Regions from separate parts of the Homo sapiens genome. Here all the other regions are linked to region 1. Evidence: chromatin loops called from intact Hi-C (ENCODE). Cell type or tissue: ascending aorta. All regions are shown on one strand.

Region 1 (8,000 bases):
TAAGTTCAGGTTTTCCATTTAATGCCCTCTTCTATACTCGATTCAAAATTTTAAACATCTGGTTATTTTAAAAGTTCTGGCCAAAAAAAATTTTTCTGAATATATTTCAAATAATGAGCACATTGGCAATAAATGAAAATGGAGCCAAAACTAAACAGTGAACAGGTTTTGAGACATCTAAAAATTAAAATGCTTGAAACTGGGCTGCCTAACAAAATGAATGCCCAACTAATTCAAAAACATTTTTACTTCTAAATAAAAAGAATGAATAATACAATGGCCACATATGCATGTCACTGATGTCTCTGTTTAAGCTACTCAGTGGAACAACTGAACAGAGAAATGGAGATAAAATAAATGTGGCAGGGGAGGACGAAGGATAAAGAACAGATACCAGAATAAAAATGAAATTACAACTGTGAAGAGTGGAGGAGGAAAAAGCAGAACAAAGGAAGAGCTACACCCCTACTCCATGCCCAAGGAATAGGAGTCAAAAAGGGACTCCTCTTGCTGTGTGAGACAGTAAGAGAAGTCCTTGCCAGCGTGAGACAGTAAGGGGCACCTCTAGTTTTCTGGTTTCCATGTCTCCTTCCCAAGAGTAAGTATTCTAGAACTCTGTGTGCTCCTGCCAAGATATCCCAATGACATTCACATCCCTACCACTATGAAAGCTTTAAGACGATCAAAACTAATCTCAAAATCCCTTTATTCATACTTAAATCTGCCACCACATGAAGTTTACAATTTCCAAATCATTCCTTCTCCCAAAACAATGCCGAACATCCTCAATGACTAAAGCCGTTCTACTCACTAGTCAGTTATTAGTCATTAACAAAAGCCCCCTTACCCATTTATCTGCTAAGTGGAGTTTCACTAAAACTTAGCTCTCTTCTGAGGACACTGCTTCCCCTCTATCTCTTTTAGCAGGTGAATTTTTCTCTCCCACTGTCCCTGCGACTCACTGCCAATTCCCATCCACTGGCTGGCCCTCCTCCCCAGTGCCTCCACTCTGAATATCATATTTTCAGGCTATACTAGATAGACTACACTCTTCCTTATTGTAGATATCTTTTTTGTAAGCAAATTCTTCCAGAACCTGATGTAGATATCTAATGACCACAGATGCTCTTCTCATTTTAATTTTAGCTCACTGCCACTCTTTCCAATACTCCTGTCATAATTCTTGGTGACTTCAGTATCCACACAGATGATCCTCTGAACGTACCTTTGGCCTCACAGTTCACTGACCTCCTCTCCTATGGTTCTACACTCTATCCCATCTCAGAAATTCACTGCCAGGATTGTAAACAGGTCATGTGATTACCCAAAGTTGCAATCCCACCACAATCTTACTTTCCAAGCATCCTACTCTTCTACCACCAGCTGCAATCTTTTCATTTTAACCCATTTATGCCTGAGGTTGCAATTTTTTGAATTTTTGCAATCAAACTTTGAGCAGTAGGATATAAATAACTTCCACATGCTTAGCATTCCAATAATGGACCACTAGGCATAAGTTAATCTCTCTAGTAGTCTGAGACTAACAATTCCCTTGGTGTGAAAGTGGCAACGTGCTTATAATGGAAGCATGTCTTAGTTTTTGGAAGTTACATTTTGAAGTGCTTTTTTTTACGTGTCATGGTGCTTGCAACTTTCTATCAAATATTTTAGAAAAAGAGTTGCCTCTACTTACTGTCTCTAATTCTTCTCTTCCCATTCTTCCTTCAAACCATACTACTTTCATCCCCCATCATCCCACAAAAACCATTCAATATCACCAGTGAGCTTCACACTGCTAAATCCAATGGTCATTCTCAGCCTGTATTTTATTGACCCATATTCTCACTGAAATGCCTTCTTTATTGGCAGGCTGAATACCCCGCAATTCTGAATTTCCTCCTGCTTCTCTGATAGCCTCTCCAGCTGCTCGGAATGGTCCAGGCTCATGTCCTCTACCTCTAGATGTTAGAGTGCTCCAAGGATCAGCTTTTGAACCTTTCTTTTTTACCTATATTCACTACCTTGTTGTTCTTATTCACTTTCAGAGATTTATACAATGAAGATTCTCTAATTTATATCTCTACCAGCCCTGTACTCTTAACTGTATAACCAACTGATTCCTTGGCATGTCTATTTAGGTATCAATGGGCATCTTGAACTTAATGTATGAAAAAAAAAATTCTTGATGCTCCCTTGCAAACATGTTCCATCCACAAGCTTCATTATCTGAAAATTACTCCAACAGCCATTTGATTGATCTCCCCAATTTGGTCCTTGCCCCCCACTTTAATCTACTTATCTATAGCAGCAAGAATGATCCTGTTAAATATAAAAGTCAGATTTGACTGCTCCTGAGCTCAAAACTCTCCAGTGGTTTCTCATCTCAGTCACAGAAATTCATGTCTTTATAATGGCCTACAAGGCTTTCATGTCTGGCCCCAAACTACCTCTCTGATCTCAGTTACTTCTGTCCTCCACTGTAGTCATACTGTTCTCCTTGGATTCCTCAAACACAAGAGACAAAGTATAGCTTCAAGGATACTCCTATGCTACTTCCTCTGCTCACACAGTCTTCCTGGGCCAGGCTCACTCCCTGACCTCTACTTTCTTTAGTTCCTGGTCAAATATGTTTCTTATATATCTGTCATCTGTTTAGTTTCTCCTTCACCGGAGTATAAGATCTGTGAGTTCAGGGATTTTTATGTTTTGTTCACACAGTGTATAGAATAATTCCCGGCACAGAGTAGGTATTCAGTAAGTATTTGATGGAGTAAGGAAGAGAAGTTGGGGTTCTGTAGAGTGCTGAGTAGAAAAAAGACCAGCTATCCATTTCACTAATATCTATTAGGCCAGAGATAGCTAAGAAAAACAGGACTTTTACCATAATCAAAAATTTAAGATTATAAACAAACATGCCATTATTTATTTCTGGATGGAATTTCATATATATTGTTTATATTCAGCTTGCATTATCTACAAAAAATATTATGTAGATTAACTGGACTATTAATACAGGGGAAGTTATATAAAGAGTTAAAACTGATTACACTTCATTTATACGTGTATTAGAAATTCCTCAACGAGGTACATTTCTTGATGAAGGCCCAACTGGCTAATTATATGCATCACCTTATCTACTCCTTAGTAAGTTGGCAGGATACCTTTAGCAACGCATTGAGATAGGAAATACAACTTCACATACATCAAAATAATTAAGTATAACTTTCTTTAAAAATTTTATAATTCAACATTTTTACTTATTTATAATCCTAATTAATAAAATTGTATTATTACATTTCCATAGGAACTAAAATATTGATAGAAAGAGTAGCTCATTCCAGTTGTTATGCCCACAAACCTGTTATCAGTTCCCTTAATACTTACCCTTAAGAAATTAAACTCCTCATGTTACTATACTGTATAACCCAATGTAAAAAGGTAGAACGTTTAAATAGTCTAAACTAGAATTTCTTCTGAAAAATCAAACCAAACCACAATAAATGTTAGTGATTAAGAGTACTTATTTTCCTGAAGAGGTTAATATTTTGGAGAGTCAAGCCACAGAACCAATGAATGATACGGTATAATCTCATACTGACCCTCCGTGGTTTACTGAAGCATAACATCAAAAAAGTCCTGAGGTTCAGGGTAACTGTTACAGAAAACACACATTTCTTAAGACATAAATTCACTGAAATACACGTCATGAAAGTACTTTGTAGTTTATAACGTTTGTAAGTATCTCTAAGCAAGAAAGTGGTATTATTAGTTCCAATTTCCATATGAATAAACTGAGGTACAGAAAGATTGCTCAATGATCTTATATGTATAGCACACAGAAAAACCCTTTACACTTGCATGTGCATGCGTGCATGTACATAAGGATTCACAGATAACAATACCTCATTAGGGGCCTTCAAAATATTACAGTTTAAGACCTTTGAAACTCATACATTAAAATATCAATTTTCCCCTATTCAATTAAAAGTAAAAAATATATACCCAATGTTGACGATAATTCCGTGAAACTGACACTCTTACTGATTGTTGAAGGTATTATAAGCTGGTACAACACTTCCAGAAAGCAATTTGGCAATAACTTCAAGACACAAAAAGTATTCATGCCCTTTCTTAGTAACTCTATTTCTGGGAAACTATCCTATGAAAATAATTCAAAATATGGAAAAAGCTATAGGTTATTTATAACATCCCAGATACTTGGCATCTGGGATTTAACATTTGAGGTTTTGACACTGGTAGTTTTAACAGCTTGTGAGAGAACCACAGGTTGATCTACAGCACATGTAGAGTTGCTGTGTGAGCAAGGAAGTCACGTAACTAACTAGTGAGTTAAGCCTGAATGCTAGGCATCAGCTTCTCATTGTGGCCTGGTTGTTCTCTACTAGTCCTGACATGCTTGGAAACATTTCTAGGCTGGGAGAGATGAAAAACACACCTCTGTTTTAAAAGTTTTTAAAATTAAAAGGCCCTAAAAAGGCAAGCCAATTACTTGGCTGCTCATGAAAATGAAGAAATTTAAGAAAAGCTTGTTATTTGTGGGTTTGAGATCTGTCCTATTTTTTTTTCAATGTTATAAGTCCACTGTAGTGAAAGATTAGAAATCTGATTGCATATTCAACAACAGAGAAATGGTAAATTAAACTGTAATCTTCTTAACCAGTGGTTGAATTAGGATAGTGGAATTACAGATGATAATCTTTCATTTTACATTTTCACTTCATAAGGTCAACATTACCCTAATACCAAAAACCAATACGAGGAATGAAAACTACAGATCATATTCCTCTTTGCCACAAGTACAAATATTTTTAATAAAATATTACTAAATTAAGCTGGGAATATATAAAAAGATAAGGTACCATGACCAAGGTGGGGTTTATCTGAGGAAATATAAGCAATGCTTATAACTTCCAGTTACAGATAACAGGTGTAAATACCACTTTTAGGTATTTGCCCTACATTACTATGTTTTGTTTGTTTGTTTGTTTGAGACAGGGTCTCATTCTGTTGCCTAGGCTGGAGTGCAGTGGCATGATCACAGCTAACTGCAGCCTCAACCTCCTTGAGCTCAGGTGATCCTACCACCTCAGCCTCCCCAGTAGCTGGGACTACAGGCGTGTGCCACCATGCCCAGCTAATTTTTGTATTTTTTTGTAGAGATGGAACAGTTTTGCCATGCTACTCGGGCTGGTCTCGAACATCTGAGGCTCAAGTAATCCACCCACCTTGGCCTCTGAAAGTGTTGGGATTACAGGTGTGAGCCCCTGTGCCCGGTTTCATAATTATGTTAATAAAGACACAATCTAGATGTGGTCCACTTAGTGTGGGAACCTGTATCATATATCTGTACCTTACAACTGGCATTATATATTTCTGAAATATTTGCTATAAAACACCTCAATCCAGTTTATTTTAGATCTGCTTTCTCAGACAACTGAACACTTCAATTTAAAAATGTTCATATTAAAATATATTCAATAAGCTCATTCTAAGATTAGAATTAAACTACAATATATTCAACTTAAAAGACAGAATTCAACATTTCTTAGAATCATAAAGTCAAGGGACTCAAGTAAAATATTTCTTAACAGACATCTCTGAGTAGCATAATTATGTAGCCTTATGGTGGAGATTTACTGACACAGAGAGCTCAACCCCTTAAAGCAGCCTTCAGTTCTTCTGCGAGACAATTCTAATAATATAGAGAATTCCTCTTTATATTATTACGTTAAAATCTACCTTCCTTCAACTTTTATCCACTGGCAGTACTGCTAACCTGTGAGGTAATAAAAGAGATTAAGTCTTCATTTACATATTCTGCAAGTATTTAAAAATAGCTGTTAAAATCACTTTTTAGACTTTTCCTCTCCAGGCCAAATCAATTGAGTTCTCCCAACCACTTGTCATATGATACACCAGTAAACTTCATTCGTTCTTACCACCACTTCCTGCAAAAGCCAAACATTTAAAACAAATGGGTTGCAACACAGCACTTCATTCCTGTAGGAATATGCAGCAGACCATCCTAGCAAATTTACTACAATAGCCAGTGTCCATCCTAGCAAATTTACTACAATAGCCAGTCAATCCTCAAATATCAAAATACCCTATTTTTTTCCCAAATAAAAACCCACGCAAACATATGTTTTATTCCCAATACAAAAGCACGCTACTTATAAAAATGGAATTGGTAACAGAACACCTTTAAGTTTTAAGCAATGGTATTCCTACAACTGGTTAGTACTCTTTCTCCTAGTGACTAATATAGGCTAAAGAACTGAACCCTTATCCAAAAATATATCTGGTTTTAAAAGTTATACACATATATAATATAAACAGCAGTAATCTATAAAAACAGTATTGACTGCAGAAGTCCCTGATGATTTGCCCAACAATGTTGAAAAAAATGTGTACAGTAGTCCCCCATTATCTGAGGAGGATACATTCCAGGACCCACAGTGAATGTCTGAAATCATGGATAGTACTGAATCCTATAGCTAGTATGTTTTTTCCTATACATCTACAGCTATGATAAAGTTTAACTTATAAATTAGGCACAGTAAGAGATTAACAACACCAACAATAAAACAGAATAATTACACTGTAATAAAAGTTATATGAATATAATCTCTCTTCCTCTTTCTCTTTCAAAGTATCTTATTGTACTATACTGGGTAACAAACTGCAGAAAGTGAAACCATGAAAAAGGGGCAACTGCTGTTTACTACAGAATGATCCCATTTATCCCAGCTTTTATCTTTGTTTAGCTTTGACATGATTTTAATTAGTTTTGTACTAGTACTATTTTACTCTACTATGCTATATTTCTTTGACTATTCGCAGCAAGATTGAAAATCGAAGACTATGTAATACATATTTTGTGTTAGTGAAACCTCATGAATTAAGGACTAGTGGGGGTTATGGAAGAAAAGGTCACTTAAGAATTAAACATTCAAAAGAAGTGTAATAACTTTAGAACACGTGGTGCCTGGATTCAAGTTTCTATATCTTGAGAATACAGGCTCAAACCTAGGAAAAGCTACTCTGATAAATGGACAGGAAAAATTTATAGTTAGTAAATCAAAGAAACCAATTAAAAATAAGTTGGTAAGAGTCTAAAATGCTAGTCATTAAGTTAGTTAAATGGTGTATGCAAATATGATGTTAAGGTCCTCACCAAAACATTTCCGGCTCCTTCATATTTAAAAGGTACTCAACATGCTGAAATTCGAAAAAGAGAAAACATTTAGTATCTAATTCTTACCTGGAACCCATTTAATTTCCATTTCCATATCATTTTCTTTGCCTTTCTTTTCTTTTTCTTGAATAACCTGCAAGAGCTGCCTGTATTTAGCAATTTGTTCTTCATCATCCTTCTGACTTTTCTTTGTTTTCCCATCTTCTTCTACATTGACTCCATCATCACCTAATGAAAAAAAAATTCACTTAATACACAGAAACAATTCATTTCTAACTCGTGTTCAGATCTTATGGTCACTCTCTTTTAAAAGATGCTGTTAGACCACAGGATATCAAAATCAGACTTAAATTTCTGAATATTAAATGAAAGACTTAGGGTCTCATGTAGAATAAAAATCAGTTGCAATATAAATTTGCACTGTCATAGCAGTATGCTTGGGAATGCCCCTTTTTATTAAAATTTATATTGGATAATAATTCTGCAGTTACATAACATCTTTGGGCTTCTTTTTCCTATAAGCTGCAAGATAATGAAGATGGCATTTTCACCCTCTCTGGGAAGTGAGGAGCGTCTCTGCCTGGCCGCCCATCGTCTGGGATGTGAGGAGCCCCTCTGCCTGGCTGCCCAGTCTGGAAAGTGAGGAGCGTCTCTGCCCGGCCGTCATCCTATCTAGGAAGTGAGGAGCGCCTCTTCCCGGCCGCCATCCCATCTAGGAAGTGAGGAGCATCTCTGCCCGGCCGCCCATCGTCTGAGATGTGGGGAGCGCCTCTGCCCTGCC
Region 2 (8,000 bases), 210 kb before region 1:
CCATAGGCTGGCTTGTTACAGGATCTTTATTGGCTTATCTTGCCCCTCATGCATCTATAAGCAACAAAGTATCATAAAATTAATATTCTTTAATTGAATCTCATCAATAACTCAAACTTTGTTCCTTCTGAAACTGCATCTTGCTCAATTTGGACATGTGATCCAAACTCAGCTTATCTAAAGCAGTTTTCTATTACCTAACATTTCTGATTATTTCATATTTAGATCTTCCCTAATGTACCATTTTGCACATCACTCTTAAATGAGTTTGTTCCCAAAAGCACATCCTTTAACAACTGCCGTGAAATATTTGGCTGGTCCCCATAATAACCAAACCAAAATCCACACCCATTTCTCGTAATATGGGAGTAATCCTTATTTCTGGAAGTTTTGCGTGCCCTTTAGTCTATTGTTCAAAACAAACTTCTAAGACTAAAACCATCGAACATTAAGCCTCTCACTTTATCTGTAAAAAAATTGTATTTCTTGATATTGGTCCCATATTGCTATATTCAGTGTTTCCTTTTTGAAAAAATTCTTTACTGCCCTCCCATCCTATGAGGTCATTTGGTACTGGATCACACTTTTCTCATTTTTTACTAATTCAGTTCTATTTTACTCCAAAGTTTCTTGATTTCCTAAAAGTGAGAACAAGCAATGCCCATACTACACTTTAGCTCTAACTTTGTTTTTCCCACTGGAGAGCTGGTCATCCTTCACTGTAATCAGTCACCACTGTCTGGGAAATATATTCAAGAGAGAAGAAGAGAACCAAGATCATTTGGTAGTTTTACTTCATAGAGGCATGTGTATCATAGTATTAATACTTCAAAGACAGAAACAACACAACATGCTACTAACATACCGACTAATAGGATATGAATTCATTACTGGGCAGATTTAAAAATACAAAGCTAGACAAGCTAAGACCTTGCTAATTATTAATAAATAGCAAAGAAATCTCCTTTATAAATGCAGGCAACCTTTTCCAATTTAGTTGTCCAATTTGGCTCTTTCCAAAAACACCTAGCTATGGTCTGGACCTCTGGTCTTTCTTTCATTTTAGGGCACATATTTATCTTCTCTGGATAAAATTACACTTTCTCTTTTAAATACGAGAGCTCTGCCAGCCTTTAAACTGAGTCTTATAGCAGTGGGGAGTAACAGATAAAGGACTGGAAGGTAACATGGACAATCTGGATTCTATTCCTGTCAATGAAACACCATAACAGTTGGGATGGGCCACTTAACTTGGATTTAAATTCAACCCTTTCCAGACTGTAGAAAAATATTTAATGTTGACTTAATACAGTAATAAGTTACCTTATTTAACATGAGATTTTTTAAGTACAGCGTATCTATGCATATCACCAAATGGCCATATAATTATGAATATACCCACAAAAATAGAAACTGTTATTCAAAATCATAAATACATGACGATTAAAGATAAGCATATTGAAAAGCAAAAAGAAAGAAATAGTACCTATATACTCTTTATCCTTTCGTTCCTCAATAGATCTTATTAGAAAGTAAAGAACTGAGAGAGTAGGAAAGGAGTTAAGTATATTCTAGGATATAAAATATAACCTAAATTATGATAGTGCCATATCCTAGAAAATCGAATGTCATTCAAATTAATCTCAGTGATGTTTTCAGAGACTCTAAATACCCAAAGCCTGTGTTTAGTTCAAATAGCCACAAGGATGGGCCATTCATACATATTTCAAAATATTCCCCTCATTTGGTCAGAAGTACGATAATACAAATAAAAGTAGCATGATATTCAGGGGGACTCTAGCTATGGTCATAATTCCTCTATGGCCTATTTTACTTTGCTAAATTCTGCAGACAGTTTAACTTTATCAACTGACATTCCCCCACCAGGAATTACAAGCTGCAAAAACCAGCGTTTGGTTTGACCAGCAAAGTGTAGTTTGGTGTTACACATTTTTTTTTAAAATATCTTACAATGGAACACACATGGCCAGTCAGCCCCACTCTCTTCTACTTGTCTACCTCTCTAGACCTGTCTCACACATTTAGGCTGCCTACCTGCCTGGCACCCCTGGCTTCTGAGTTTGAAACCACTGTCCTGCAGAAAACCTACGGTGCAACCAAACTCATCCATTTGCAGGCCTCTGAACCCAGGACTTTTATCTTTCTTTCTACCCAGACATATAAGTCTGACCCTTTATCCAACATCCAGCTTAAATTCCTCCAATTCCATTAAGACTGCCATGTGAAACTTAGCAGAGCTTAGAGTGATTTCTCCATCCAGTTAATTCCTGTGGCTCTCACTGATGATTTTGTTCTTCTAACACATACCAAATGGCATGATTTCTTTTTATTGTTTAATTCCTTCGGATCAAATACATAAAGGGCAGGGACTAGGTGCCATATCCTCTATTCATTCTCTAAGATCTATTTAAAAGCCTGTACATAAATAGCATTCAATAAATGTTTGCTGGTGATAATGTTGAGGCCAAAGGTTAAAAAAAAAAGGACTGGAAAAGAAAAATTAAAGACTGCAAGAAGCCATGACTTCTGGTGGAAAAAACACCAATCAAAGCCCATGCACTTCTCCAAATGACTAGCTGGTAGTTCCTCAAGCTACACAAACTGATGAAGCAGTGAAAATAGAGCACTGCCTGTTTCTTGGGCTAATAATCCAAAAAGGATATTTTACAAACCTCAACACTTCTTCACAGAAAAGACAACAATGCTTACAAAATAAAAATGCTCTTAGCACAGCCAAAAAAAGGCACAATCACAAGCTTCATAAACTTGTCTGAGCTCACAAGGCAATTCATATTTCCATTCTGTAAGTCCCCTAGCCCCCCTGGAAAATCACACATCCAAAATAAACATGTGCTACAAAATAGATAGGAATTCTTGTGATGAGGGTCCATTCCTTTTCTTGGCGGTGTGGGGAAGACATGGTCTAGAAGTTCATTTGTAAACAGGCAGTTTTACCTGCATTAACAGGAAAGGCACTTGGTCAAGTTTCTCTAGATGAGCACGCCCCCTTGTGGGCACTTCCTGACTCACCTCTTTGGAATGGCCAGTGGAGATTGTGGGCTGTTTCAAGCTATTATTTTTCAACATTCATTTCCCTCCCTTACTTACATATTATCTTACATCTCTATAATGTTGAGTGAGCATAATAATATTATTTGGTAATACTTCAGATAACCTATCCCTTTTATTTCCCCAAATACAAGCTTATTGTTAAAACAAGCTTAGTTTTTAGACTAATGCATGTTTGAAGCCCTTAAATAAAAGATTTTAAACCTATTGGAAGACTGCAAAATTTACTATTAAGAGGAAATATCATTATATGGGTTTTCTCTTTCAAAATTAATATTCAAATCATCAGCTGTAGATGCTTAAATTAGTAATGTCAACTGAGTAAAGGCACTATTTCTAGAGACTGTGATAAGGATAAAGTAACAAAATGCTCACGCTTCTATGGACATACACAAACAAAATAACCACATACACCAACCTCAAAATGGCAAATGTGTAAAGCAGATAATTCAATTCAATTAACACTTATTAAGTACCTGTCATCTGTGCCAACTAGAAGAAAGAAATTTGATCTGCATGGCATTGGAGCTAGCTCATAAAGGAAGAGTTGAATTAGAATTTTCAGGAAGCAAAGAAGTAGTTAATATTCCATTATTAATTACTGCTTATCCCATTAAGGGAAGGAATATGAACAAAAACTTGGATTTGAGAACTCTCAGCAAATAAAACTGAAAAGAGAAATATATTTGGTGAGAAAAAAAGGTAATTCCAGAAGGAAGATAATGGAAAAGTAGCTTGTAGCTAGGTTTCAAGAGGGTTTATAAAATTCAGCTTAAAAGTTTGGGTTTTAACCCACAGACAGTAAAGATTCTATTAAAGTTTCTTCCAGGAGAGAGACAAAACCAATGCAGGTATTTTTAGGGAAATGTATCTTCTGATAGCACACAGAATTAAAACGGAATAGAGCAGGACTAGAGGCAAAGAAGCCAGGCATGAAGATACTGCAACAGTCCAGCCACTGAGGGTGAAAAGACAAAGGCTCACTGGTAGTATGTCTACTAAAAAGAAACAAGAAAAAAAAAAGTAGTGCATGTATTCATTAAATGTTTATTGAGCATTTATTATATGTCAAGCTGAGAAACCATGGTAAATAAGACATACAATAGCTGTCCTCCTGGAACCTCATTCTACTGGAAGATAAAGACATCAAATAACCACACTAATAATGACAGAGAGACAATTGGAGCAGCACAATAGCTTAAAGAGAGAGAAGAAGGAAGGAGACAGGCAACATTCCCTGGATCTGGAATCACAGGTGTGAAGACCTTGACACAGGAAGAATCTTGACAATGTGACCCGGAGTGAGATGGCAAAAGATTGGAAAGACAGACAGCCATGTCTGCTCCCATAGGGTCCTGGGGACTCTGTTGGGGAGCCTATACTTTATTCTTAAGAGCAGCTGGAAGTGAGTTAAGGGTTCAAGCAGGAGCATGACAAAATCAAACTGTACTTTTAGAAAACTTCAAGAATGCTGGGCAGAGAAATGACTGAAAGGGCAGGGCAGTTGTGGGCAGATAGGTAGGAAGCTAGTGCAATCATCCAGGAGAGTGAGTGGAGCATGATTCTAAACATGCTGAGTTAGACTGTGATGGGTCAAACAAGTGAAAATGTGTAATAGGCAGGAGAAAACAGGCAACTGGAACAGGTTGGGACATAAAAAAAAGGAAATGGAAAAATACATATAGATTCATCCATTCAAATAAACCTTCATTAAATAGCTGCTAATGTGTCAGGTCCTCTGCTGGGCAGGGGAAAATAAAGAGCAAGGAGCCTGACTTGAGAGAACTGGCTGCCTGGTGAAGGTTTGACTGTGAACAATGAAAGTGACCCTGAGGCAAATCCTGGAAGCAAAGAGGAAGAGCTGCAACTCCAAGAAGGGAGTTCTAGACTACCTGGAGGAAAACTAAATGAGTGATGCTGGACATGAAGTCATTAACTGAATTCAATCATATAATCCCAGTTCATCTAAAATGTTCCATGTTTATTTATGCAATGGGTGCTTTTCTAAGCCCACTGTGACATATTAGGAAGAACAAGCAATGATCTCAAATACCGGCCCAATAGCTTACCCATTCCTGCAGATTATGATTCGGTATGTTTAAAGCAGAACCTAAGAATCTGTAGTTTTAAAAGTCCCCAGATGAATCTAATGATCAGCCAGGTTTAGGATCCACTAGAATAAAGAATTCCTTAATAAGAGAATCAAGGAAGTTTGGACATACTCCATGTTGACAATGAATATGTATTAAGAGTATTACACCAAGCTAAAAAAGACCATGGTAATTACCTAGTTCAACATGCTGACTTAACTGCTGAGGAAACTAAAGTCTAGAGAGGTTCCATGTTTGCCCAAAGTCTCTGGACTGGCTTATAATAGATCTAGATACAACTCTTGACCCTTTATACACTGTCTCTCACCTTACCCTATTCCCTCCACTCCTCAAGTAATTCCAGTCTCAAGTCTTGAATTTCAAATAGTTCCTGGGACCCGACTATGTATTTAAAATATTCTAAGCTGATTAGAGAAGACACAGCTGAACCAAGGCTTTAAAAAGTTACAGATAATTTTCCATCAACCTAATTAAGCACTGGTTATTTCTTGTCTTGTGATCTTAAAATACCCTTGTACTTGTAATAGGTGTGTGTGTGTGTGTATGTGTGTGTGTGTACACACACATTTGGTTTTTTTAATGCACTCATTTATTCTGCTGTCTTATTAGCTATACATGTGTCAGCATCACCATGTCTATGATAGGGCAAATCAGGTCATTGGTGTATGGTGATAGCATATGATATCACATGGAGACATATTTAAACTTGGAATGTGATGTTCTTAACACCAGCATCTAAGCCAATTTCCAGATATGAAGGCTTCTATCTGTAGTCCCAGTGAGATTCCATTCACTGGAGATATTTCCTGATAGGAAAGCTACAAGGTGGTGACTTGATATTATACACAAGATCAGCTGGGACTATTCCAATGATAACATTAAGAAATGTTCCTTTTTTCCCTCTCCATTGATTCCGTTAAATACTACAAATTTTAAGTCTCTACAGAGCTATTAAATACTCAAAATTTAGGAAGAATTTACAAGGCCGACAATATCTGATGTCAACTTATAACAAATATTCTGACAAACCACAGGTTACTTCCGTTACAAAACAAAAACAGTAGTTAAGATTTCTTAACATTGCCTTCTTGCCTCAATTTCATCTTACTTATAACTTTAAGACTTCATATAGATTTAAGGTATAGCTTGGTGTGGATTTAAGGACGACCTGGGAAGAAACTCAATCTCCTAGGTATTGAATCTTTATATGCTAAGTTAGAAGCTTTTCCTAAATATGGAATATATACACATACACACACACACACACACACACACACACACACACACACAGAGACACTGCAATTGTCCAGTCATCAAAGGTCGAAAGTTTTAGACTCAGATATTGATGATTGGCATAAAGTACTATAAGCTATAAACATTTAGAAGATCCTCATATACTGAAAACAAATGCCAATCATCAGGCTTTATAACCTAAATAAATGTATGGGATGGGGGTGATCCAATAAGACATTAATTAAGTTACTGACCTATCTACTGATTTACATGTAAAATCTGTAGGCTCATCCAGTAATCAAGATAGTCTTATGTGAGGCAAATGTAATTTTCAGTATATTACCTACAACTAAAAAAAAAATTTCAAATACCAGACAATCATTTCACAGAATGAGTTTTCGGTTTTATTTTTAAAAAATACATAAAGTAATCTCTTTATGTAAAAGATAAGTCAAAGAAGTTTCCTACTTTGGTTTACTCATATATTCATATACTAATCAACTTCTTGAGCAATATGACAAAACTCCAGACCATGCAAAGTCAATTTCTAGAGAAGACTAATTACTCCTTTTCCTGCACTCTTAATACTCTAAGAGTCCCTTCCAGTCACATCCAGGGCTGGCTGTTTGAAACTTATATTTATGGAATCTAGATTATGCCATGCATTCACTCAGTTTGTTTTTCCAGTGTCAGGGTCTCCTCTTCTGGCAAGCACAGACAAGTACAAATGGAACAATCTGAGGAAAACATGTTGTTTTTTGTGCATTTATTTTCTTTGATCTTAGCCTACCTCTCACCCAAAAACTACAATGATTTAGTATGATACAGTTAAGCATTTACATAATAATTTCAAGATGGTGGATAAAAGGGAAAAATGTTACCCACAATATACTTCAAAAGAATAGAATATATTTATATGAAGGGTACAAAGCAAGGCCCAACATTTCCTTTCTGAAACATGTGGCCAATTTGATGTCCCTATGTGGTGGCTAAAGAATACAAAATTAAAAGTTGTAGCATCTCTTTAGAGTGGTTTTGAACACACAACATTGTATGAAAGCACCAAAATCATTGCAAAATTTTTTAACTTGTTTATTAAAAATCAAAGAAGGAAAGATATTCATTCACACAATGGAAAATGTCTGATTAACTTTCATTTCACTATCCCATGTAAGTACTGCTTTACCTAAACACCAATGAAATTAATTAAAAACTTAAATTACTTTGTAAAAGTCATGGGAGGAGGCAAATAATTATGTACATTCAACTGTAAAATCTGTTATTAAAGAAAAAGAGATGGAAACTATTTCAACAATATGCTTGTGAAAAATGAAGAGAAAGGAAAAAAAAGGCTTGAAACATCAAAAATGTTGAGATCAAACAATACCCCCAACCTCTTTTAATACTCTAAGAGTCCCTTCCAGTCATATCCAGGGCTGGCTGTTTGAAACTGATATTTATGAAATCTAGATTATGCCATGCATTCAATCAGTTTGTTTTCCCAATACGAGGGTCTCCTCTTTTAGCAAGTAACTCTCAGTCATGTAGCAACCCAGTCAGTCCTGT
Region 3 (8,000 bases), 420 kb before region 1:
TTTTGGGGGTTTTTTTGTGGCTTTTTTTTTTTTTTTCTGTCACTTGCACTGAAAGAGTCCTGGTGACTAATACAAATTCCTCTAACAGGAAATTCCACAGTGCTTTTTTAAGTATTTTTTTAACTTTACTCCCTTCTTTATTTTCCGTGACACTGGTCAGCAAATTTCACAAAGACAAGGACTGTGACCATCTTGCTCACCATGCAATATTCTGTGACCAATACCTATTTTTGAATAAATGACAGGTCTCTGGTTTTCAGTTGGGATTTGTTTGGGTCAGGATGCAAATGGATTAATTGACCCATTTAATATAATGATGCTGGAGCACGTTTTAATGTTCGGTCTCATTGAAGAAATGACCGTAAGTGGTCTGATCCTCAAGTAATTTCCAGTATGACTTCTTTCCTTGGGCCATGGCATGCATTTACTGTGTCCCTGTAGACCACAAAAAGATTTTCCTCCCATGGACAATTTCTGACAATGTTCTTTGTGGTTTTGGAAATAGAGATTACTTACTTCAAAATTGTGTTAACATGAATTTTGTCTATTAAGATCCATACATGTGTGTTGGGCCAACTATGTATGTTGTGGGGCCCAGTGCAAAATGAAAATGTGGGGCCCCTGTCAAAAAGCAGGGGGTAAATGCCATGAAAGGTACTGAAATATAAAGCTGTTTTCTCTCTTCCACAGTCTCCCTCTTGACTTGTCATCATGTTGTTTATTTGCTATTTAATGTTGCTCTAAGTAAACTTAAATTATAATTTTAAGTTCTTAGCATGAATTTTATCATTCATCTTTATATTGTGCAATGCCAGTTTTAAATGCAAATAAAGAGCTTTTAATGTGTGTGAAGAATCACCAAAATTAAAAAATTTGGATCTATAGCTCATACATGTGTATGTATTTAATTCTTACCAGACCAATGAAAATGCTGCACAAAACTAACTTGACTGTTTTTGTTTTACTTATTCATATACTCAACTTCTACCAACATTCCCTAACTGGGGATTAGTGATGAATAAGGAAGGACTGAAAAGAAAAGAAAATATAGATTATCCTACCTTTTCCACTCTATGTCATTTTCAGCATATGTGGTTGGCTAACATAGGCTATGATAAGGTTTTTTGTTCATTCATGATTCATTCAATGCCATTTTCTTCTTTCTGCATTCAAAGCAAATTCTGGTGTGAACGGAAAGTTTGGCCTTTGGGGCTGTCAGGGCTGTTGCTTGATTTGTATGTTGTGGGTATAACATGCTTCGAGTCTTCCTGAACTCCTGTGCATCGCCAGAATTCCGTGCTCATGGGCCATCATAACACTATACGCAAATGTGCAGCAAAGGAGAGCAGACACACAAATTCACATTTTGTACAGAACTCTTCTGCTTATGTGCATGCTCCGTGGCTCCATCAGACTTCACTTACACAATACAACTTAAAATTATTAACAGCAGAACATCCCACCAAGTGTGGGGCCCTTCTGAGCATGGTCCCTGTGCCACTGCCCATGGATCACATGCCCATGCAGCCAGCCTGGCATGTACGTGGAGAAAGTAACAATAAAGTGATTCTGCACTTTTCATTTGTTTTGTTATTCTACCCACACTTGACTCCCTGGGAAATCTGTGGAATCAAGTGTGACATTTTGAGATCATTAACTACTTGACAGGGGAGGAGAGAGAAATTTAAAGCAAATGTGTCAGAAGTCATACCTGATTAAAGATCAATCCAGAACAAAGATAAAGGCACCTTAGAAATTGCAACATCAGTCAAGAGCAAGATGAGATTTGAGCCCAAATATTTTAGGGAAAGGTCAGTTATGTCAAGGAACACAGAGCTGCTCTCTCCAAAGCATATTTAAATAAAAATATTCACGTTTTTTCCACCTGCCACAAACTCTTTACACTGCCTTCTTTTAAAATGATATAGTTGATGTTTCATACCTAAGCTACGATGTTCAAACTTAAACAGCTTGGTGCCACAATGGGGTTGTTGTTCATGTGAAAAATAATGCCTCGTTGTTCTATCAACAAAAAAGTACATATTATAATGAGTTAAATGTAACATGCCCTTTACACAACATAAAAAGTATTTCTTGCTTCGTTTTTATTACTTTTTTATTTTTGAATCTTTTAAAATGCATCACACACTTACTTTCCTCCTCAACAGTATCCAATTTAGCCTTTCGTTGAAGACTAAAGATTGTCAGGTTAAACATCAATTATGATACTTCCAACTGGATTCAACACGTATTTACTCAGGGAGCACTCACAGGGAGGCATTATGCCAAGAGAAATGGCAATGCTATTCAGTGTTTATGATCCCAACTGGAGAGGAAAGGCAGATGCATAATTTCAAAATTCCTGGCAGAACACAGCAAGTTCCATTATATAAACCTAAACAAGTACCATGGGAACACGTAAGGATGGGGGAGGGAGAGTACATCATGGGAATTTGAGTGGGTCTTGAAGGATAACCTGTGATGGTAAGAAAGGGTGTGCCAAGCTATGGAAGTCACAGGTTTGAGGCAGAAATCCATGGGTGTGAAATAGAGCAGGGTGTTTCACTAGAACCACAGGTCATATATTTGGCAATATATAGAACAGTGAGAGAGAGTGGAACTAATATCTACAAACCACAGGGAGCTGTAGAAGGCTTGGTAAGGGAAGATGGCACCTGAATTACACTTTAATGCAATAATGCATTTTGAAATGTGTAGGACTGTTTGAAACTGTCGTAGTATAGAAACTGTTGTACTATTTAATGTGTTCTTTTAACTGGTTATTCTGTCACCTTTCTCTTTTGGTCTGCCAACTATCTCTTCTTAACGCTATCAAGGTATATGACTCTAGTAGCATCTACATCTAACTTTCTACTAAAATTCTGCTTCTAGTCTACTAAAAGCTTGGATACTAAATAACCAAGATTATTAGTATTATATTTAAATAAGTACACATAGGCTATGAGAAATAGACTGAAATTTACTATTTTTCTAGACTGCTTACTATTTCACTTAGTGAAAAACAAGGATTTGCCTAAGACTAAAGCACATGGGTCTAGTATCCAAAAAAGATTAAAATTTCTAAAGGAAACTTCTGGTTAAAAGTAGAATTGACTGTGACTATTTCTTCTTCCTACCCAAATCTCATTAAAATGACAGTCAAATAATTTTAAGAAACAAATTCATAGACAAGGTCAAAAAGAATGAGAGACCATTTGTCATAAATGTTTTCAACACATTTTTGGAAGGTGAGAAATGGATGGAAGAATGGTAATTACCTTGGCAGAATAAAGCAAAGGGAAAACCAAATGCTTTCAGACAAGCAAGAACAGAGCAGCTTCACTCTGCAGGAGCTCTAAATTGCTCAGTGCTTATAAGCAGTGAGTATTTCAAGAGGAAGATGAGAGCAAGGCCCACTGTGGAAAAAGACATTTGTTGAAAGTCTACCACAGCACAGCTGAGCCCATTAAGTCTCCTCTCTCATTGTGTGCATCCACACAACTCTTTACCAGCTTCCTGGAAGAAAGTTGAAGGTTTATTCTTTGGAGTAAATGTATTTGGGGAGCATGACCAGAGAAGAGCATAGATAAAGCAAAGGTGAAGTAAAAGTCTACTATGGACACCCCCCATTCCCTTCCCTATGCTCCTTCCAGAACTCTCCCCTCACCTATGCACACACACACACACACACACACACACACACACACACAAACACACACCCTGGCAGGAGATTTAGATTTCTCTCCAAATAGTACAAAGAAAAGGCCTATAGATAATGACATTTACTTCCTGATAACCCTATGATGAAGTTTGGAGAAAAGCCCCATCCGTGATTTTAGAGTACCCAATCATAGTGTCTTACTCTTGAATATAAACATACCACCAGCGATCTGCAGAGTCTCCAGCATGAATGAATGAAATCAAAAAGAAAAAAAGAGTAAATGTAGGAATTAATAAAAAATGTTAAAAATAGTATTCATGTTCTCAGATAAGAAAAGATATTGTATCATGCTGTTGTGAGTAATGAACACAGAGGAAAAAAAAAGAGCTCTTGAAAATAAAAAAATATAATTACTGAAATACTTTTAAATGTAATAGAAAGTTGACAAGGTTGAAAAAATGTCCAGAGAGAAGAGGCAAACAGCAAAAGCAAAAAGAAACTAAGGAAAACAAATTAGAGGATCAATCCAACCACCTCCAAGAGAAGTTGGAGGCAGACAGAACAGGGAGACAAACAGAGAGAGGAGAGAAAATTGTCAAAGAACTCATGCAAGAAAATTTTCCCGGAACTAAAAGAATAAATTTCCAAACTGAAAGAGTTCTCTGAGAGTCTAAGACAATAAAAGATGAAAAATTTACACCAAGGTGCATCACTGAGAAATCTCAGAACACAGTTAAAAAGAAGATCTTAAACGCTTCCAGGAAGGAAAAAAACACATTACATAGAAAAGAATACAAATCCAAAAGGCTTCTCAATAACAGTAAGTTTCCAGGGGGCCCAAAGGAGAATGAGTTTCAACCAGGGCTGCTTCCTGGGTGTGCTACCACTGACATCACATAGGGCCCCGCATTCAGAAGGGGGCCTCACACTTGGCTTTAATGGTGTGGCTGCCATTTTGAAATTCTTAATACTTTTATCTTTGAATTTGTTTTGTAAGTAAAGACCAATAGCACAGTAGTGCATGCCCTGAGCAGTCTTGGCTCATGCCCCGTCCTGCCCCCTGCCTCCTCTTATCTCCCAGGGATGGGTTCTTGGCTACCTCCTCCCCTAACGCCACCCAGAGATCACTGCTGCCCTGTGCCCGCAGTGGAAGAATTGAGGTTGGGCCAGCACATCCTACACACTTAGCTGCAAGTCAGGACTCTGATGCCTATGAAGGTCTACACTCACCCCTCAAGTATGCCAGAGCCTGAGGCAGTATAACATTAACTAGGAAATTAGACACATCATGAAAGTTTGAGAGAGACCATCCTAGAAAGGAAAAAGCTTTTTTCCTGTTCTTTGTAAAAAAGACTTTTAAGTATTTATTTTGCATTGGGCTCTACAAATTATGTACCCAGCCCTGATGTCAATGTTTTCTGCCTAAAAAGTGAGATTTTTTTTTTGTATCTCAAAAATCTCAACTATGAGTATCACTAAAGATAAAAAGAGCAGGTACTCCTAACATTGGTTGATGTATAACTACACCAGAATGGTTCCAGTGTGAACCCTGGGCCTCCCAGTTGGGGGATTCCCAGTTTCAATGAGTCTCTTCTGAGCCACACTCTGTCTACTGGATTTGAATGCTGGCATCAGGCATCCAGCCAGCAATGATTTCTGATGAAATAAAACAGTTTCAGATAGGACTAGATGTTTCCAAGGGAATCCATGAGAAGATTTCCAGGTTCGATGTTTTTGATGTATGAATAGAGGCACCAGAATTCAGAGGGATTCTGGGGTTTTGTAACCTCAAGTTAAAGCAAAACCATCTCAAGTGGGGTTTGAGACCCTGAAAATGGCTTCCAGGAACGAGGAGGATTTCCTTCTCTGGGGAATTTTAAGAGGAATATTCTGGCTCACCTGGAAGGACACAGTTTTGACCAGAGGCAACAAGGTGGGGAGACCCAGACAGACTCTCTAAGCCCCTCCCATCTTGTGAGTCTCTGATTTTCAGTTTTTTAGACGCCGAGGTCATTGCCAGCTATGAGAAGAGCCAAGTCTAGACCTTGCCCTTTGAAGTAAGCACTGCTACTTGCTTCACACAGCTCCTCATTCCCAAAGCATTTTATTCTTCCCTGACACCTTCCCCCTCACTGCCACCCCCAAATCTCAGACCTCACTGGATATGGTGACCTGACAACTGCCCTTTACATGGGGATTTGTATGGTAAATTGCCACTAAGAGGCCCCTGATCCACACCTTCCTCACCAATTTATGCTGTCGTGGCTTTCAGACAGAAACTGGGGAATTCACATGTGGCAGGCTTGGCGGTTCATCAGACAGGTTCTATTAACTTGGTCACCAGGTGGTAACCATATTATTTCATGCTTCTTGGTAACTTTTGTGCAACACAATTACCTTTGACAGTTCTTGAGTGGGACAGCAATTTTCAGCAAATGTTTTCGGTAACCAGAGGCCAGAAGGAAAGGAAATGTGAGTGCTTCAGTTAAGCTTTGAGTGTGGCTCTGACAGCTCTTCAGCACCTCTGTCGTGTTATAAATAGGAATTTGGTGGAAATTTAGTACACATGGAACTTACAAAAGGGGGTTGAGCAAGGCTGATGATGGCTTCTACTGCATTTAAGAAAGCATTTGTCCTTACGTTACCAGAAAAGGGTCCTGATCGAGACCCCAAGAGAGGGTTCTTGGATCTTGTGCAAAGAAGAATTCGAGGCAAGTACATAAAGTGAGAGCAAGTTTATTAAGAAAGTAAAGGAATAAAAGAATGGCTACTCTGTAGGCAGAGCAGCCCTTAGGGTTGCTGGTTGGCTATTTTTAGAGTTATTTCTTGATTATACATGAAACAAGGGTGGATTATTTGTGAGTTTTCTGAGAAAGAGACAGGCAATTCCTGGAACTGAGGGTTTCTCCCCTTTTTAGACCACATAGGGTAATTTTCTGACCTGCCATGGCATTTGTAAACTGTCATGGTGCTGGTGGGAGTGTAATTAGCATATAATGAGCAGTGAGGAAGACCAGATGTCACTTTCATCGCCATCTTGGTTTTGGTGAGTTTTGGCCAGCTTCTTCACCACATCATTTTCTCAGCAAAGTCTTTATGACCTGTACCTTTTGCCAACCTCCTAGCCCATCCTGTGACTTAGAATGCCTGACCTCCTGGGAATGCAGCCCAGTAGGTCTCAGTCTTATTTTACCAGCCCCTGTTCAAGATGGACTTGCTCTGGTTCAAACGCCTCTGACATACAGTATAATAAGTCCTACCATGATGAAATTCTTCTGAGCTCCAAAATACAGTAGGTTGCAAGGATTTTCTTTCAGTAGGGTTTCATGCTAAAGATGTTTTGACATCCTTCACACCAATTCCTCATTGCAAAGAATGTGACATTCACGTCTTGGACTTGCTTGAATTTACAGTGCCTTCAGCATTCCTTGAAGATATCCAAGAAAGATGCAGTCCACCCTCCAAGTATTGATTTCTAATCTCAGGAAAAAGGTAAGCAGTCATCACAGATGGGCTGTTCCAAATCTGGTCTTACAGAGTAAGCAATTGAATTGCTTCTCCACACTCCTCACCATCACCACCATCACCAATACACCTACACACAAACACACATGCACACACAAATACACACACCCATGCATGCACACATATACATGCAATAGCCACTTTCTAAGCACAAAACAAAATACCTGCAGTCTCTAATCATACATCATAGGAAAGGAAAAGAGCGATTTGCCCACCAAATCATCAGGTATTAAAGGGATTGATCACACACAATTGGTAAATCTGCTGAGTTTAGGACTGGCAGAGTTGAACACGAGGTCACATGGCCACAAATACATCCTGGAGCATATGCTGTGACTTGAATCCCATTGGCCTGGTACACAGCAAAACTTCCCTTTGACACACCCAAGAGAAGAGTCTGGACTTTGCTCCCATTTCATGAACAATGTTTCACAGGCAAGCTTTCTTTTGATCTCCAGTGACTAGACACATGATATCATCAGCTCTAAATCAAGCCACATTTTTACCCTCTGCCTGAAATGGTGAGGACAACGCCAGCTAATCTGTAACATGTTGCAGATAGCAACATCTCCTGGGACCATCATTTTTCACCTTCTTTATTTGTTTAGCAGCCACTTTGTCAATTAAAGCTGGTGATATTTTCCCCAGACTCAGAGAACAGAATTTTGATTATAAACTTTTCCTTCATATCTCATCCTTACCAAAGTTTGACATTTAGCCATTACTGATTTTGAACGAATTTTCTACATGTCTGGGGGCTTTGTTCTTGCCTTACATGTGATTTTTTTTTGTAGACACCAATAATACAAAAAGT
Region 4 (8,000 bases), 130 kb before region 1:
TTATTTTGTAATATAAACTACACAGACTAAAGGTCTATAAAATCACCTGGCCTTGAGCATAAATTAGGAGAGGAAAAGAGAGAGAAGGAAAAGTCATTTATAAATGAATTATTAACATTCCAATTTAGTCAACAAAGAGAAAACTCAAAAACTAAGAACTGTATTCCTAATTAAACTTTTAAGAAGTTTATTCATTGTAAATATTAAAGAGGCTAAGTATACGATTCAAATGTATTAGATTTCTAGGACTATAGTTATATAAAATTTATTTTCAGATGACAGAAAAATTTCACACTTTGAAAAATAAGAAAAAATATAAAATAGCTTCGAGAACTTTTAGCTTTATTATTACAAATTTCAAAAGAACAAAATCCCTGTAACAAAATATTCTTATTTATAGGACTTCATTCATAAGAAAAAGCTTGAATCTCTGATAAAGTATAATCTTCTTTTTAATGTTACGTAAATATCAATGAAAAGAGCAGAGAGAGAGAGACGCATATTTACTTGATATATAATATTCAACTAGATTCTATTTGCATAAAAAGTAATGGAAGGTTTGCCTACAAGACTAGTAAGAATCAAAATAAAAACAAACATTTCTTCTGAGTCCATTCCTGTCCCCACATTAAATATTCAACAATTTAGCAAAACCTCAAAAACCAATGGGAAAAAAGCACAACTGAGTACAAGGGCAAAACTGAACTCTGGAATGACAATGAACTTGCTATGATACAAACTACATGATGAAAAACAGAATGAAAAAGTATAGGAAAGTACCCATTTTAATTTTTTTATTTATTTTTTTCCCTTCATGGAAAAACACATTGACTGCCTTTAAGCTGTTTTCTCTATCCTTCTGTCTACAGAAGTTCAACATCGTTGCAAAGATTAAAAGAGATATGATTGTGTGCCCACAATTACAAAAATACAGACTTTAATCTGGGAAAGTGGGGAAAGAGCTAAGCAACATGTGGAGAAAAACACAAAACAACACAAAACGATCCCCTACAAAAACAAGCAAAATAATTTTGTAGTCCAAACTGGAAGACTGTCCTAGAAATGAAACTTTTAAATGTTGAATTTCAAGGTAAAACTGCTTTCTGTTCAAAACTGCAATGCACAGATCATACACATTGTGTTCATACCTTCTGACAAGCTCGTTTGCATACATGTTTATACTCCTTGGCTTTGGATTCAGAATGATAACCTGCACCTAAAGTAGAAAATAAAATCCAGTTAATTATTAAAATATCAAGAGACCTTGCTTATGTTATATAAATACTCCATATAAACTGATGCTGTCCTAGTAAAAAACAAAACTATTGCCCTAACTGTATGGCGTTTTATGACTTCTTACTCCAGTGTAAGCCTTTTTAATACCATGCCTTATCTCCGTTTTCAAAAGCTCTTTTCCTGCCAAAAGCCCTAAAAATAGCTCATGTCCCCAAAGAGGCTTCACCAAGGTCCCCTCCCCTCTTCTTTTCAAGAACCTCTTTCCAAAATCAGGAGTTCTTTTGATCTGCAGCTAATAACCCAGAAGGTGTCGGGGACAGGGTCCCTCCGGGTTCCTCTCTGCTGACTGTCAGAAAGCCCCTGCCATTTGGGAAGTTACTGTTTCAAATCCAGAATTCATAAGAGTAATTCAGAAAGCTGAATCGCTTCTGAATAACATTTGAAGTTGAGGTGTCTTACATCTCGCATGTCCACAACCACCACCAATTGCACCATTCCTAAACAAACACTTCACATCCTCTCACCCACTAGAATGTAGCTCAGGGTGTCTCTGAAAGCTAAGTGACAGCACATTCATGACTCTCTATGAGAATTCCTGGTGGTCTCTGTCTTTTAATCAAATACCCAAGAACTGTCTCAAGAGAATGGCTCTGAATAAAATGGTTTCCCTACAAGGATACATAACTTGCTTAGTTAGGGACTTAAGAATAATCTAAACAAGAAGGAAACAAAGACAAGAGCCCTTAAACTCTCTTAATTAGGCCTCTCTCTAATCAAAGTTCATTAATGGAGCACTGAACCACCTATCCCTACCCACCCCTAAAGCCCCATAGGGGTCCAATGTATGGAAGGTTAAGAAATACACCTCTAGGCCAAACACAGTGGCTCATGCCTGCAATCCCAGCACTTTGGGAGGCTGAGGCGGGAGGATCACTTGAGGCCAGGTGTTTGAGACCAGCCTGGCCAACATGGAGAAACCCCATCTCTCCTAAAAATACAAAAAAAGTAGCCAAGCATGGTGGCACATGCCTGTAATCCCAGCTACTCAGGGGGCTGGGGCACGGGAATAGCTTGAACCTGGGAGGCAGAGGTTGCAGTGAACCAAGATCATGCCACTGCACTCCAGCCTACGCAACAGAGTGAGACTTTGACTCCAAAAAACAAACAAACAAACACATGTTTTCCATTTTAAAAAAGACAAAAACAGAAAAGCTACATCTCTAGGCCTTAGGATTCCTACAGGTCTGCAGACTCTGACACAAACCTAACCTACCTTTCCTCAAGGTAGAGAAAGCACTCACCCACGAAACTGTCGTACAAGGAGCCAGGAAAGCAGAGATGCCCAAGCCACCAGAATCCACAATACACCCAAATCCTAAACCTGTTTCTCAAGAGAACTCTGAACATTCACAGAGCCTGTGCCAATATTTAATAGGCCTCTCTTCATGGTTCTCTAAGAACAGGTGATCTCAAGTTGGCTGTCTTAGATCTCAGAGGCCACAATCTTTCAGCAGCATTTCCTAAAGCATGGGATACTATTCCAAAAAGATGACTTCAGTGTAAGGGACAAGGGCATTTAATAGCCTTAACATGTAAATCCTTTTGAAATAATAAAAGTCTCAGCAGAGCCCCCCCCCCACCCCGTACATCTTTAATTCCTGGTTAACACTTGCTAATTTCCCTGTTTAACAATGGAAAGGCAGGCTCAGGATCCAAGCCACTGACAAATAGGATCTAGTTAAACTTCAATTACAGTGTTTTGTTTGCACTGTGTTTAAAGTTATTTTCTCTTTATGGCAAGTGATACTGCTATTTCATTTAAGTAACCATAAACTTCATTTTTCAAATGTTAAGATTAAAAAGCGTTTAGTTGTTTGAATATTAGATAAAACAGTATAGGCAGTGGGAAAAATCAAGAATCTACTACATGAATCACAAAAGTTTGGGCAAGTCTACTCTAGTGCTAAAAAAACTGCTCTACACTGGACAAGGATATGAATTTTTGACCCTTAAATGTGCAAGATACACGCTTTTGCATAATCAATCACTCTTTCTAATAATTTAGAAGTGAGGGTCACCCTTAATTCACACAATATCCTATCATAACTCAGAGTTCCTACTCTTCTTGCTGACCCCCAGCACCAACCTTTACCTGAGAGTATGAAATTAAATAATTCAAAGTTAAAACTGTTGAACCAGCTGGGCACGGTGGCTCATGCCTGTAATCCCAACACTTTGGGAGGCCGAGGCGGGTGGATCACCTGAGTCAGGAGTTTGAGAGCAGCCTGGCCAACATGGTGAAACCCCATTTCTACTAAACATACAAAAATTAGCCGGGCATGGTGGCACGTGCCTGTAATCCCAGTTACTCAGGAGGCTGAGGCAGGAGAATTGTGAAGCTTGCAGAGTGAGCCAAGATCACACCACTGCAGCCTGGGCAACAAGAGCGAAACTTAGTCTTAAAAAAAAAAAAAAAAGTTGAGCCATTAAATCATTCTGAGCCTTGAAAGGAATGTGGCTATGCACCCTGAGTCACACAACATGCAGCTGCAACTTTTGCCTTTTTCCTGTAAATAATTAGGAAGACCAAACAACACCAGAGATAAGACCCTCTCAGATCACTGCCCCTTCTCACAAAGTAAAAAGTAATCTTCCTTAGGATGTAGCAATCTATAACCAATCAAATTGCTGTAACTTATGCACTGGTCTCCTACGGAAAATGTTACCATCCTGCTAAAATTTTTCTATCTCTACCTACATAAATGAAAACTTAACTTCTCCACTTTGGAACACAGACCCCATTTGTTTGGAGTCAGTGTTTCCCAGGTGGACATCCTCAAGCTTTGTGCATGAATAAGCTCTACCTTTAATCATAGCTTCTGAATTCCATTATTTAAGGTTGGCAGAGCCATTATCATCTAGTCTGTGTCTAAGACAGGAGGGACAGGGTCATAATAGTTATAGAAAGTAAGGCTTTCCAACTAATTGAAGCTTTATGTTATTGCTTGTTACAACTTTCAGACCTTTCTTTTACACTTTCCAAACACTCACTCTGAATACGGTAACTCACTGGTATCATGGAAGATAATGGAAGATGTACCATCAACATAGTGTAGTGGAAAGAACACAGACTAGGAGTCTGAAGGCAGAAGCTCTAGTCCCAGGTCTACTTTTAACTGGATTATTTCTGTAAATTTACCTCACCTCCTTGTAAAAGCACCTGTGAGAAAATGGGATTAAACCTGGTTTCTGGTTTTTTGGATTTGTTTAGATACTCTGGATTAGATTCACATAAGGCTTCTCGGGTTGTCCAGTCTAGATATGGCCAAACGTTAATGGCCAGGCAGGACACCAGTCTCACAAGAAGAAACATTTCTACTCCTCATTCCATATCAAAGTTAATCCTGCTGTCATCTTGCTTGACTACCCAGGGAAAGTTAAAAGGAAACCCAGACATTCTTTCTCTCTTCATGGAGGTCATGGAAAGTAGACTCTGAATACAAGAAAATAAAAATGGCCAAAGGAAAAAGAGCCTGCTGAGGAAACCTGGGCAGAGCAGCACTGTTCTGCAACCCAAGACCTTTTAAAGATGGGAGGCCCAGGGGATGAACTCCACTGTGTCTGTCCTCATGGTCCTCTGAAGTAGAAAGATCACAGGCTGACACAGCATCAAAAGCACTAGACTGAGACATAAGGGCCTACTTAGGTGTTTCTTACACTGGCTCTAGCACCAACCACCAGTGTCTGAAGTCTCTTAAGTCACTTAATCTCTCTGGTCTTAAGGTTCCTCACTTAAAATATTAAGAGGGTGGGCCGGGTGTGGTGGCTTACGCCTGTAATCCCAGCACTTTGGGAGGCCAAGGCAGGTGGATCACCCGAGGTCAGGAGTTTGAGACCCACCTGGCCAATATGGTGAAACCCCATCTACTAAAAATACAAAAATTAGCCAGACGTGATGGTGGACGTCTGTAATCCCAGCTACTCAAGAGGCTGAGGCAGGTGAATTGCTTGAACTTGGGAGGTGGAGGCTGCAGTGAGCCAAGATCACACCATTGCATTCCAACCTGGGCGACAAGAGTAAAACTCCATCTCAAAAAAAAAAAAAAAAAAGAAGGTGAACCAGCTCAAAGATTGTGTAATAATTATGCCCTAAGATACCCACAGTCTCACATGGGAATCAATACAATTTTTTCAGCAATATTTTATTTTATTTTATTGAGATGGTGTCTCGGTTTGTTGCCCAGGCTGGAGCGCAGTGGCATGATGTCGGCTCACTGCAACCTCCACCTCCTGGGTTCAAGCAATTCTCCTGCCTCAGCCTCCCACAGCAACATTATTTTTAAAAAACATAAACCAGAGTTCAAAAATTACTTTGTCTGGTTTTAATACTACCTAACCTAAATACATCTATTACATAGAGTTAAAGTAAATAATAGGTTAGGGAAGTGAAAACCTAGGAAGAGCTGCCATTCTAAGATCTTCTAACTGGGGAGTAAAGAGGGAGGTCCTCACTATATCCAAGTCAAACAATCGCTTTGCTTCCAATTCCTCTCTGGCAGTTTTGCCTCCTCCAAGTGTGAAATGTGATTCTCAGTGTACTTCAAGGCAGAAAAAGAAAAATCAACATTATTGGCATCTTCCAAGCCATCCACAAAGCTTACCTGCATGCACCAACACAAAGCCTCCTCGTTTCTCTTTATAGGACTGCTTTGTTTCCAACTCTTTGGCTGTTATTTTACCAGCCGAAACCTGAGATGATCTGGAAGGCAGCCCTTCTCCAGAACTCATCCCCTTCTCCATGGTCATTCTCCAAGATTACCATCTTCTACTGAGAAAGGGGCATACTTCCATCCAAAAGTAATTGCAGGAGAGGAATTACCCTAAAGGAAAACAGGCAAAGATGGTATACATTTCTTTCCACCAACACATAAGTTACTTACACAAATTCATGCAAAGATAATGTTCAAAAATCCTATTTTTAAGTTATTTAATTGAGCAATACAAAAAAGGTATCAAAGCTATTTATTAAAATTATTTTTTCTTATTCCCATTGAAGTCGGATAAAATTATTTAATTGGGTAATATAAAAAGGTTAGAATTTAAATCTCTCTGTCCACTGATAGTACCTGCTTAGGGGCGAGCGCAGTGGCTTACACCTGTAATCCCAGCACTTTGGGAGGCTGAGGCGGGTGGATCACCTGAGGTCAGGAGTTCGAGACCAGCCTGACCAACATGGTGAAACCTCATCTCTACTAAAAATACAAAAAATTTAGCTGGTGTGGTGGCACACACCTGTAATCCCAGCTACGCAGGAGGCTGAGGCAGAAGAATCACTGAACTCAGGAGGCAGAAGTTGCAGTGAGCCGAGATCGCACCACTACACTCCAGCCTGGGCAACAAAGTAAGCTCTGTCTCAAAAAAAAAAAAAAAAAAAAAAAGGAGTCTCAAAAAGAAAAAAGAAAAGAAAAGAAACATAAAGAAGTTACTTAGCTGCCTATTCCAAAATAAAAAAAAGCAGGTTACTCAGAACACACTCTACATCCCAGTGTTTATTACCAGCCCACAAGAGAGTATTATTTTATTCATGTTAGTTGCTTTATAAGCACATTTTCAATAATCAATATGTGTAGTTTTCACAATTCTTTTCTAGTTCCTCATGTTATTTTTTAAAACAATTTTATCTGCTAAATCAAGCAAAAATTTGAGCTTTTATTTTTAAGTTTCAAATTTGTTTGAATGTTTGGTTTTGGGTGGTATTTGGGGAGTTTTTTATTTGTATTTTACATAAGTATTGACCCACAATGGATTGAAAATTTTTGAAAGCTGGTCTTTTATAACAGAGATAGTCTGACAAGCACTGTTATCTGGCATTTTTAAATTCCCTTAATTCTTGGTTTAAGAGTCTATTTAATTTTTATTATATAACATTTTATTTATAAGACAAATCATTTAAAATCAATTATATATACACATCGTTGCATTCAAATATTTATACAGATTCACAAATGCAGGAAAAAATTTTTACTACAAAAGTGCTGATTTTTAATTGAGTAACAGTAAATTTAAATGCCTGGTTTTGTTTTTGTTTTGTGGTGGTGTGTTTTGTCTTCCTAACCATGTTTTTCTTCCAAAGATTTCACAAGAATCTGCCTCAATTACCTTTATTTTCTTTTGGTTATTTCTCACAATATTTCTCTGAAATAGGCTATCATTTAGCCATGTATGACTTGACAAAGTTGATTTAGTGGTTCATCTGTCAGCCTATAATGCCATCATGTCTGTATCATGCCATGATATTTGGCCCAGCCATGAAATGAGCTTGGGACCATTAGTCTAGAAGCATAAACATAGATTGAAAACTCAGGCTTTGGAAAATTACGAGCTTCAGCTAAAACGAAAACACATCTAAGCAGTATGGACTATGAAACCTCAAGCAACTTTGAATCACTGTCATCTGAGATATTTTTTCATAACTAAGAAATTATAATATTTATATTTTGTAAGAAAATACTGGCCAGGCGCGGTGGCTCACGCCTGTAATCTAGCACTTCGGGAGGCCAAGGCGGGTGGATCACAAGGTCAGGAGTTCAAGACCAGCCTGGCCAACATGGTGAAACCCTGTCTCTATTAATTAGCCAGGCATGGTGGTGGGTGCCTGTAATCCCAGCTACTTGGGAGGCTGAGGCAGAGAATTCCTTGAACCCAGGAGGTGGAGGTTGCCTTGAGCTGCGATCGCGCCACTGCACTCCAGCCTGGGCGACGGA

Evidence for each region. Hi-C counts contacts between places; a loop is a spot of excess contacts. Peaks named below come from ENCODE experiments on the same cell type or tissue, not always from the same donor. Only the 100,000 strongest peaks of a DNase experiment are listed, where the experiment ranks them.
Region 2: it touches region 1 in a loop (2.9-fold over the local background); 6 of 110 quality-filtered maps call a loop at or near these places.
Region 3: a loop joins it to region 1, with 2.3 times the contacts of the local background. A loop is called at or near these places in 4 of 110 quality-filtered maps.
Region 4: a loop joins it to region 1, with 2.3 times the contacts of the local background. A loop is called at or near these places in 4 of 110 quality-filtered maps.

Annotation. Positions count from the first base shown.
Region 1 is chr20:13,752,407-13,760,406 of GRCh38, forward strand. It overlaps ESF1 (ESF1 nucleolar pre-rRNA processing protein), which reads right to left. Exons shown (of 14, transcript NM_001276380.2): 9 at 7,286-7,447. Among named protein-coding and RNA genes, the nearest start is that of ESF1, 29 kb to the right of the region's middle. In ascending aorta, a CTCF peak has its summit at 3,606; no DNase peak of the experiment used is centred here; H3K27ac peaks cover 3,482 bases.
Region 2 is chr20:13,543,696-13,551,695 of GRCh38, forward strand. All of the region lies in intron 8 of TASP1 (taspase 1), which reads right to left. Among named protein-coding and RNA genes, the nearest start is that of TASP1, 91 kb to the right of the region's middle. RefSeq lists a silencer at 5,827-6,121. In ascending aorta, a CTCF peak has its summit at 3,035 (motif pointing left); a DNase peak (open chromatin) is centred at 3,036.
Region 3 is chr20:13,331,653-13,339,652 of GRCh38, forward strand. It overlaps LOC124904872 (a long non-coding RNA gene), which reads left to right and starts at 6,089. Exons shown (of 3, transcript XR_007067535.1): 1 at 6,089-7,153. It also overlaps a transcript of TASP1 not described here. In ascending aorta, no CTCF peak of the experiment used is centred here; no DNase peak of the experiment used is centred here.
Region 4 is chr20:13,624,037-13,632,036 of GRCh38, forward strand. It overlaps TASP1 (taspase 1), which reads right to left. Exons shown (of 14, transcript NM_017714.3): 2 at 5,898-6,116; 3 at 1,149-1,216. The coding sequence starts at 6,042. Among named protein-coding and RNA genes, the nearest start is that of TASP1, 11 kb to the right of the region's middle. RefSeq lists a silencer at 2,766-3,060. In ascending aorta, no CTCF peak of the experiment used is centred here; a DNase peak (open chromatin) is centred at 3,587; H3K27ac peaks cover 2,963 bases.